Regions from separate parts of the Homo sapiens genome. Here region 2 is linked to region 1. A link is a contact called in ENCODE Hi-C or POLR2A ChIA-PET data. All regions are on one chromosome and are shown on one strand. The core of a region is the stretch at or near the end of the contact, and the rest is flanking DNA. Distances in the headings are between cores, read along the strand shown. Region 1 has its middle 41 kb from the start of EIF4H. Region 2 holds the start of WBSCR23 (Williams-Beuren syndrome chromosome region 23).

What was found. Hi-C counts contacts between places; a loop is a spot of excess contacts on that map. ChIA-PET counts read pairs that join two places held with the same protein, here RNA polymerase II (POLR2A).
Region 2: a map with no recorded cell type shows a loop between it and region 1 (4-fold over the local background). The contact joins the promoter of WBSCR23 here to the enhancer-like site in region 1. A Hi-C loop is called at or near these places in 1 of 37 single-sample maps with no recorded cell type. POLR2A ChIA-PET finds 5 or more read pairs at or near these places in 1 of 52 experiments (GM10248).

The regions. Positions count from the first base shown.
Region 1 is chr7:74,131,509-74,136,180 of GRCh38, reverse strand. No RefSeq gene overlaps it. Among named protein-coding and RNA genes, the nearest start is that of EIF4H, 41 kb to the left of the region's middle. RefSeq lists an enhancer at 2,331-3,118. Within about 2 kb of position 2,345, at least 3 of the 41 ENCODE cell types and tissues checked have a DNase peak (open chromatin) inside an H3K27ac peak, as active enhancers do.
Region 2 is chr7:74,529,867-74,534,711 of GRCh38, reverse strand. It overlaps WBSCR23 (Williams-Beuren syndrome chromosome region 23), which reads right to left and starts at 2,120. Exons shown (of 1, transcript XR_007060383.1): 1 at 1,499-2,120. GTF2IRD1 (GTF2I repeat domain containing 1) reads right to left here. Exons shown (of 27, transcript NM_005685.4): 9 at 4,795-4,845.

The DNA of each region.
Region 1 (4,672 bases), core at 1,096-3,595:
AAAAAAAAAAAAAAAAAATTTAAGTAAAAAAATTTGAATATAATAAACTAGTTGCAGCGGGTGCAGTGGCTCATGCCTGTAATCAGTCCCAGCACTTTGAGAGGCTGAGGCGAGTGATCACAAGGTCAAGAGATCGAGACCATCCTGGCCAACACGGTGAAACCCTGTCTCTACTAAAAATACAAAAATTAGCTGGACGTGGTGGCCTGCGCCTGTAGTCCCAGCTACTCAGGAGGCTGAGGCAGGAGAATCGCTTGATCCCAGGAAGTGGAGGTTGCAGTGAGCTGGGATTGCGCCACTGTACTCCAGCCTGGCGACAGAGTGAGTCTCAAAAAATAAAAAATAAAAAAAAAATTACTTAACATAAGTAAAGTATTTCCCTGAGCTCTGTGAGCCATTCTAGAAAATTATCTAACTCCAGGAGAGGGTTTTTGGAAACCCCAGCTTTTAAAAAAATTATTTCTTGGGGCCGGGTGCAGTGGCTCACGCCTGTAATCCCAGCACTTTGGGAGGCCAAGGTGGGCGGATCACGAGGTCAGGAGATGGAAACTATCATGGTTAACACGGTGAAACCTTGTCTCCACTAAAAATACAAAAAATTAGCCGGGCGTGGTGGCGGGCGCCTGTAGTCCCAGCTGCTCGGGAGGCTGAGGCAGGAGAATAGTGTGAACCCGGGAGGCGGAGCTTGCAGTGAGCCAAGATCGCGCCATTGCACTCCAGCCTGGGCGACAGAGCGGGACTCCATCTCAAAATATAATAAAATAAATAAATAAAAATTATTTCTTTATATTTATTTATTTATTTTTGTTTCAACAGGTTTTTGGGGAACAGGTGAACAGGTGGTATTTGGTTACATAAATAAGTTCTTTTTTTTATTTTGTATTTTTTTTTTAGACAGAGTCTCGCTCTGTCACCCAGGCTCGAGTGCAGTGGCTTGATCTCAGCTCATTGCAAGCTCTGCCTCCCAGGTTCAAGTGACTGTCCTGCCTCAGCCTCCTGAGTAGCTGGGATTACAGGCATGTGTTACCATTCCTGGCTAATTTTTGTATTTTTTTAGTAGAGGCAGGTTTTCGTCATGTTGGCCAAGTTTTTTTTGTTTTTGTTTTTTTTTTAATAGAAATATGGTCTCACTATGTTGCGCTGGTTGGTCTTGAATTTCTGGGCTCAAGCAGTCCTGCCACTTAGGCCTCCCAAAGTGCTGGGATTACACATGTGAACCATCACACCCGACCTGAAAGCAAGCTTATCAGGAAAATAAAGGAATAGCCGGGCGCAGTGGCTCACGTCTGTAATTCCAGCACTTTGGGAGGCTGAGGCAGGTGGATCACCTGAGGTCAGGAGTTCGAGACCAGCCTGGCCAACCTGGTGAAACTCCATCTCTATTAAAAATACAAAAATTAGCTGGGTGTGGTGGTGCATACCTGTAATTCCAGCTACTCGGAAGGCTGAGGCAGGAGAATTGCTTGAACCTGGGAGGCAGAGGTTGCAGTGAGTCAAGATTGTGCCACTGCACTCCAGCCTGGGCAACAGAGCGGGACTCTGTCTCGAAAAAGAAAAAAAAAAAAAGAATAGGAAAGGAATAAAGAGTGACTCCTCCATAGGCAGAGCAGTGGCATGGGCTGCTTGACTGAGTATACTTACAGTTATTTCTTCATTCTATGCTAAACGAAGTATGGGTTATTCATGAGTTTTCCAGGAAAGGGCAGGGATTTCCCAGAACTGAGGGTTCTTCCTTCTTTTAGACCATATAGGGTAACTTCCGGGTGTTGCCGTGGCACTTGTAAACTGTCATAGTCCTGGTGGGAGTGTCTTTTAGCATGGTAATGTATTATAATTAGTGTATAATGAGCAGTGAGGATGACCAGAGGTCAGTTTCATCACTGTTGGTGGGTTTTGGGGCTGGCTTCTTTACTGCGTCCTGTTTTTGTTTTCTTTTTTTTTTTTTTTTTTGGGATGGAGTCTCGCTCTGTTGCCCCGTCTGGAGTGCAGTGGTGCGATCCTGGCTCACTGCAACTTCTGCCTCCCGAGTTCAAGCAATTCTCTTGCCTCAGCCTCCTGAGTAGCTGGGAGTACAGGTGCCTGCCACCATGTCTGGGTAATTTTTGTATTTTTGGTAGAGACAGGGTTTCACCATGTTGGCCAGGCTGGTCTTGATCTCCTGGCATCAAGTGATTTGCCCGCCTCAGCCTCCCAGAATGCTGGGATTACAGGAGTGAGCCACTGTGCCCTGTCAGCATCCTGTTTTATCAGCAGGGTCTTTGTGACCCGTATCTTGTGATACCAGTCCTGCCAACCTTCTGTCTCATCCTGTGAATAAGAATGTCTCACCTACTGGGAATGCAGCCCAGCAGGTCTCAGCCTCATCTTACCCAGCCCCTATTCAAGATAGAGTCACTCTTTTTCAAATGCTTCCTTCCAAAAACAAAGGATAACAGGCTGGGCGCAGTGGCTCATGTCTGTAATCCCAGCAGTTTGGGAGGCTGAGGTGGGCAGATCACTTGAGGTCAAGAGTTTGAAACCAGCCTGGCCAACATGGTGAAACCCCGTCTCTACTAAAAATACAAAAATTAGCTAGGGGTGGTGGCACATGCCGATAATCCCAGCTACTCGGGAGGCTGAAGCAGGAGAATCACTTGAGCCCAGGAGGCGGAGGTTGCAGCGAGCCGAGATGCCATCACTCTACTGCAGCCTGTCCAGCAGAGTGAGACTCTGTCTCAAACACACACACACACACACACACACACACACACACACACACACACACACACCACAAAGGATAACAGGAGACAGGAAAATTAGAGGACCATCTGAATCTTAATGTTTTCAAGGTGATTGCAAAAAAAAAGGGGAGAGACAAAGAAGATATGAAGTATTCTGTAAAATGTAAAAAAAAAAAGTCTAAGACCTCAGTAGAGAAAATTATGAAATATTTGTTCACAAAACTTATGCATTTTTTTTTTTGAGACGTAGTTTCGCTCTTGTTGCCCAGGCTGGAATGCAATGGCACAATCTCATCTCTCTGCAACTTTCGCCTCCCGGGTTCATTGATTCTCCTGCCTCAGCCTCCTGAGTAGCTGGGATTACAGGCATGCACTACCACACCCGTCTAATTTTGTATTTTTAGTAGAGATGGGGTTTCACCATGTTGGCCAGGCTGGTCTCGAACTTCTGACCTCAGGTGATCCACCAGCCTCGGCCTCTCAAAGTGCTGGGATTACAGGTGTGAGCCACTGTGCCTGGCCTTCCCGTCTCTCTTTTTTAGTATATCTGCTGCCAAAGGGAGCACCCGTCTCTCTTTTTAAAAAAAAAGAAGGAAGGGGCCGGGCGCGGTGGCTCACGCTCACGCCTGTAATCCCAGCACTTTGGGAGGCCGAGGTGGGCGGATCATGAGGTCAGGAGATCGAGACCATCCTGGCTAACACGGTGAAACCCTGTCTCTACTGAAAATACAAAAAATTAGCTGGGCGTGGTGGCGGGCGCCTGTAGTCCCAGCTACTCAGGAGGCTGAGGCCGGATAATCGATTTAACTTGGGAGGTGGAGCTTGTAGTGAGCTGAGGTCCCGCCACTGCACTCCAGCCTGGGCGACAGAGCAAGACTCCGTCTCAAAAAAAAAAAAAAAAAAAAAAAAAAGGAAGGGAGGGCGGGAAGGAGGAAGGGAGGAAGGGAGGGAGGAAGGGAGGGAGGAAGGCAGGCAGAAGATCTGAAGAAACATGAGTGGCCACTAAACACGTAAAGATGCTCAACTATAGAGGAAATCAGGGAAACTCAAATTAGTACCACAGTAAGATACTGTATTGTACCTGTTAGTCTGTAAAAAATTAAAAAGATCTGGACAACGAAGAATCTGATATACTGCAAGTGAGACCATAAATCACTAGAACTGCTTTGAGAAACAATTTGGCACTTTTCTTCCTTTCTTTTCTTTTCTTTTTTTTTTTTTTTTTTTTTTTTTTCATGAGACAGGGTCTGGCTCTGTCACCCAGGCTGCAGCACAGTGGTGCAATCATAGCTTACTAGCTTACTGTAGCCTTGAACTCCTGGGCTCAAGCAATCCTCCTGCCTCAGCTTCCCAAAGTACTGGGATTACAGATGTAAGTCACCTTACCTGGCCTTTTTCTTTTTTCTTTGTTTTTGAGCTGGAGTCTTGCTCTGTTGCCCAGGCTGGAGTGCAGTGGAGCAATCTTGGTTCACTGCAACCTCCGACTCCTGGGTTCAAGTGATCCTCCTGCCTCAGGCTCCTGAGTAGCTGGAATTACAGTGATCCGTCCCAAAGTGCTGGGATTACGGGCATGAACCTCCGCACCTGGCCTTTTTTTTTTTTTAAATTTATAGAGGAAAAGGCTGGTCGAGGTGGTGTGGTGGCTCACTCCTGTAATCCCAGTACTTTGGGAGGCCGAAGCAGGCAGATCACTTGAGGCCAGGAGTTTGAGACCAGCCTGGCCAACATGGTGAAACCCCGTCTCTACAAAAAATACAAAAATTAGCCAGGTGGTGGCTGGTGCCTGTAATCCTAGCTACTCGGGAGGCTGAGGCAGGAGAATCGCTTGAACTCAGGAGGTGGAGGTTGCAGTGAGCTAAGATTGTACCACTGCACTCCAGACTGGGTGACAGAGTGAAACTCTGTCTCAAAAAAATAAAAAATAGTATAATTTAAATCCCCAAATAGGATAA
Region 2 (4,845 bases), core at 871-3,370, 400 kb before region 1:
AGATGGAGTCTTGCTCTGTCGCCCAGGCTGGAGTGCAGTGGCGCGATCTCAGCAGGGGAGTGGGGTCTCTCAGCGTGAAAACAGGAGTCATTGTCAGCCTCGCTCCCCCAGCTCTGCCTCCCATGACTGGCGTTTTTGGTTCTATTCTAATTTCCTGCTGGGTTCCCCATGAACCTCCGCCTCCCGGGTTCAAGGGATTCTCCTCCCTCAGCCTCCTGAGTAGCTGGGATTACAGGCGTGTGCAACCACACCCAGCTAATTTCTGTATTTTTAGTAGAGATGGGGTTTCACCATGTTGGCCAGGCTGGTCTCGAACTCCTGACTTGAGGTGATCCACCTGCCTCAGCCTCCCAAAGTGCTGGGATTACAGGCGTGACCCACGGCACCCAGCCTATCCCAAACCATTTTTGCACAGTTAGGGAAAGCATGGGCCAACCCCTGGGGCGGTCTTGGAGGGTCTAATCTGCTCACAACTCCCTGGGGGCCTCTTCTGGCCCCAGGTGAGTGACTCAAGCCCATTTCCCACCAGCACCTACTCTGAATGACTTATTCGTTTATCCTGAGGGCTTTTGCCCAACTTCTCCTGCATCTTACTCAGTGACAGGCACAGGACGGCACAGAGCAGAGCTGCCAACCGATCGTGGCAGCACAAGGTGAACCGTGGGATCCTTTTTTTTTTTTTTGAGTTGGGGTCTTGCTCTATCACCCAGGCTGGAGTGCAGTGGTGCAATCATAGCTCACTGCAGACTTGAACTCCTGGGTTCAAGCGATCCTCCTACCTCAACCTCCCAAGTAGCTGGGACTATAGGCATGCGCCACCAATGCCAGCTAAGTTTTAAATTTTTTTGTAGAGACAGGGTCTTACTGTGTTGTCCACATTGAACTCCTGACCTCAAGTGATCCTCCTGCCTCAGCCTCCCAGAGCGCTGGGATTACAGACAAGAGCCACTGTGCCTGGCCTTGTGGGACCCTTCACAGGTGTCTTAGAAATCAAGGGGGCCCAAGCAGTGAGCGGCCAGCCCTTCCCTTAGGGAGGGAAGCAGGAGAGACTTTGCAGGAGAGAGAGCAGTGAGCTAGGTGAGGTGACTGGAGGCTGGAGGTGGAGGTGCACGGCCTTCAGTGCTGTCCTCAGGCACCTGGCCTCTACCCTGTGGGCAACAGGTGCCCCAATGGTCATGACAAGGTCAGATTATCAGAGAATGTATTGGAGGAGGGGAGGCTGGGCACCCAGGGGCCCATTTAGGGACCCAAGTCATCCAGGTAAGATGCATGGAACCAGCCGGGCGTGGTGGCTCAAGCCTATAATCCCAGTACTTTGGGAAGCCCAGGCAGGTGGATCACCTGAGGTCAGGAGTTTGAGACCAGCCTGGCCAACATGGTGAAACCCCGTCTCTACTAAAAATACAAAAACTAGCCAGGTGTGGTGGTGCATGCCTGTAATCCCAGCTACTTGGGAGGCGGAGGCAGGAGAATTGCTTGAACCTGAGAGGCGGAGGTTTCAGTGAGCCGACATAGCACCACTGCACTCCAGCCTGGGCAATAGAGTGAGACTCCATCTGAAAAAAAAAAAAAAAAAAATGATGCATGGAACCTCTAGCCAGGAAAATGAGGATGAAATAAAGGTCTGAGAGTCTGAGAGGGCGGGGCTGGGCTCACACACTCTCCTGCCTCCAGGACTGGAGTTCTGGCATTCTTTCCCTTCTAACCTCAGCCCCACCAGGGTGGTGCCTGGTGGTGGGTCAGGGGCCCTCAGGCAGCTGATTATGGAGGTACAGCTTCCCTGCCATGGAGTGGCTGGACCACGGACAGAGCCTTGGGCTCTAGGGGGAATGTAGGAGGAAAGAAGGGATGTCCCAGCCTGCATACCTGACAATGTCCAAGGGAGGACCCAGCAGGAAATTAAAACAGAGGCAAAAACACCAGTCCTGGGAGGCAGAGCCGGGGGTGCAAGGCTGACGGTGACTTCTGTTTTCACGCTGGAGGCCCCACTCCCCTGCCACTCCTGAAGGCCCCCACACATCTGGATCCACAGGCCCAGAGGCAGCCTCAGGGAATAATTTTGGGGGAAAACTGGCTTCCTTTCTGAGGCCTGCTTCCTCAGCCCCACCCAGTGATGGAGACACAGTCAGCATTGGTTGTCGTTTTATTATTGTTTTCAGAGATAGGGTCTGGCTCTGTCGCCCAGGCTGGAGTGCAGTGGCGTGATCATAGCTCACTGCAGCCTCCAATTCCTGGGCTCAAGTGATCCTCCTCCGTCAGCCTCCTCAGTAGCTAGGACTACAGGTGCATACCACCAGGCCTGGCTATTTATTTTATTTTTTGTAGAAATAGGGTCTCACTATATTGCCCAGGTTGGTCTCAAACTCCTGGCCTCAAGTGATCCTCCTGTCTCAGCCTTTCCAAGTGCTAGGATTACAAGTGTAAGCCACTGTGCCCAGCCTGCAGTTTTATTATTTACAGTTTTATTTATTTATCAGGGAGAACAGGGTCGGGGAGATGTGGGTTCGAGACAGCATCAGGGACTTACACCATTCCCTGGGGGGGCATTGGGGGTGGAGGCAGATGTCAGGGAGCGGTCAGATGCCCTCACGGGCTGCCCGGACTGGAAGGCCCACATGATAGGCACTGACCAAGGGGTCGCTGGCCAGCCTCTAAGCACAGTTCTGAGTTCTAGAAATCTTCTCCAGATACTTTCTCCTCCTAAGTTCTGGCTTAGCTAGAACCAATATATCTGCCCCTGAGGTGTGAACCCACAGCCCTGGGGGATTCTATTGTATCCCAGTAGGAATACAGACATGAGAAGTAGGAGGCCAGAACTTGGCATGAGTTGGGGTTGGGGCAGAGGTGGGGGGCAGAGAGCTGTACCACCAATAACAAGACCCTCAGGCCTTGTAGAAAGCACTTCTGACTCCCAGATGGTGCATACCCTGCAGATACCTGGGCCAGGGCAGAGACTCTACCTCCTGGCTCCCCCCACTTTTTTTTTTTCTTTTTGGAGATGGGGTCTTGCTACGTTGGCCAGGCTGGTCTTGAACTCCTAGGCTCAAGTGATCCGCCTACCTTGGCCTCCTAAAGTGCTGGGATTACAGGCCGTAAGCCACTGTGCTCAGCCCCTGGCTCCTTTTTAAGCCCTCCTCTCCTGACTCACTTTTGCCAGCATGATCTCAGATGGTTAAATGATGAGGCTGGGGTGTGTAATAGAAAAAAGTGTACTTGGAGGCTCTGAAGCTGTAGCCACTGTTCTAAGCATTTCATCCACATCTGGTAATTTACTCTCCGATCAACACTATGAGGCATGGACAATTATCAGGCCTGGTTATTCTATGTTTAATTTATTTATTTAGAGATGGATTCTCGCTGTCACCCAGGCTGGAGTGCAGTTGTGCCATCTTGGCTCACTGCAATCTCTGTCGCCCGAATTCAAGCCATTCTCATGCCTCAGCCTCCCGAGTAGCTGGGACTACAGGCGTGCGCCACCACACCTGGCTAATTTTTGTATGTTTAGTAGAGACGGAGTTTCACCATGTTGGCCGGGCTGGTCTCAAACTCTTGACCTCAGGTGATCCACTCATCCTGGCCTCCCAAAGTGCTGGGATTACAGGCGTAATCCAGGCCACCATGCCTGGCCTATTTTTTATTTTTTGAGATGGGGTGTCACTCTGTCACCCAGGCTGGAGTGCAGTGGCACGATCATAGCTCACTGCAGTCTCGAACTCCTGTGGTCAAGTGATCCTCCCATCTCAGCCTCCAAGTAGCTGGGACTACAGGTACCTGCCACCATGCCTGGCTAACTTTTTAAATATTTTGCAGAGATGGGGTCTCGCCATGTTGCCTGGGCTGGTATCAGGCCTGGTTTATGTAAATGAGGCACAGAGTGGTTAAGTAACTTGCCCAAGGACGCCCAGGTCGGAAATGTCTTCAGGTGCACCGATGCACTTAATGATGTTTTAATTCACAAGGGAAATAAGGACAATGAAAAAACACCTCATGCTTATTAAACATCTGCTACATGTCAGGTGTGTTTCATCCACTTTTTCATTTTATGTTAGGAAAACTTGGGTCGGGGGGGCCATCATTGTCCCTTCCCCCCACCCCTGCCGCCTTTTTTTTTTTTTTTTTTTTTTTAAGAAACAGGGCCTTGCTCTGACACTCAGGCTATGCAGGCCTGGGCAATATAGCAAGATCCCATCTCTATTCAAAAAAAAAAAAAAAAAAAAATTACAAAGTGCCTGATTAGGCCAGACACCGTGCCTGCATTTTCCATTCAATCCTCAAAAGGCCCAGAAGGAATAGGCCACACAGCTACACAAGGAGCTATAACAGAATTCTCTCTCAGACTCGTCTTATTCTCTGTGTTAAGTTAGAGAACCCATTCATTCTGCCCCTGCCCCATCATTGCCTCCCCAGGCCCCTGCTTAGCCCACATGCCCCAAAACCCGGAGCCCAAGCCAAGCCCGGAGCAGAAGGCCAGACCCCTACGCCCACCCGCACCTCTCTTTTTTGAGACAGAGTCTCACTTTGTCACCCAGGCTGGAGTGCAGTGGCATGATCTTGGCTCATTGCAACCTCTGCCTCCCGGGTTCAAGAGATTCTCCTGCCTCAGCGTCCCAAGTAGCTGGGATTACAGGCACCCACCACCACACCTGGCTAATTTTTGTATTGTTAATAGAGACGGGGTTTTGCCATGTTGACCAGGCTGGTCTCGAACTCCTGGCCTCAAGCGATCTGCCTGCCTTGGCCTCCCAAAGTGCTGGGATTACAGGCATGAGCCACTGCGCCCAGCCCCACCCGCACCTCTTAATGATGAAGTGGATACTATGGCGCTCCTCCAGGATCCGCTTCAGC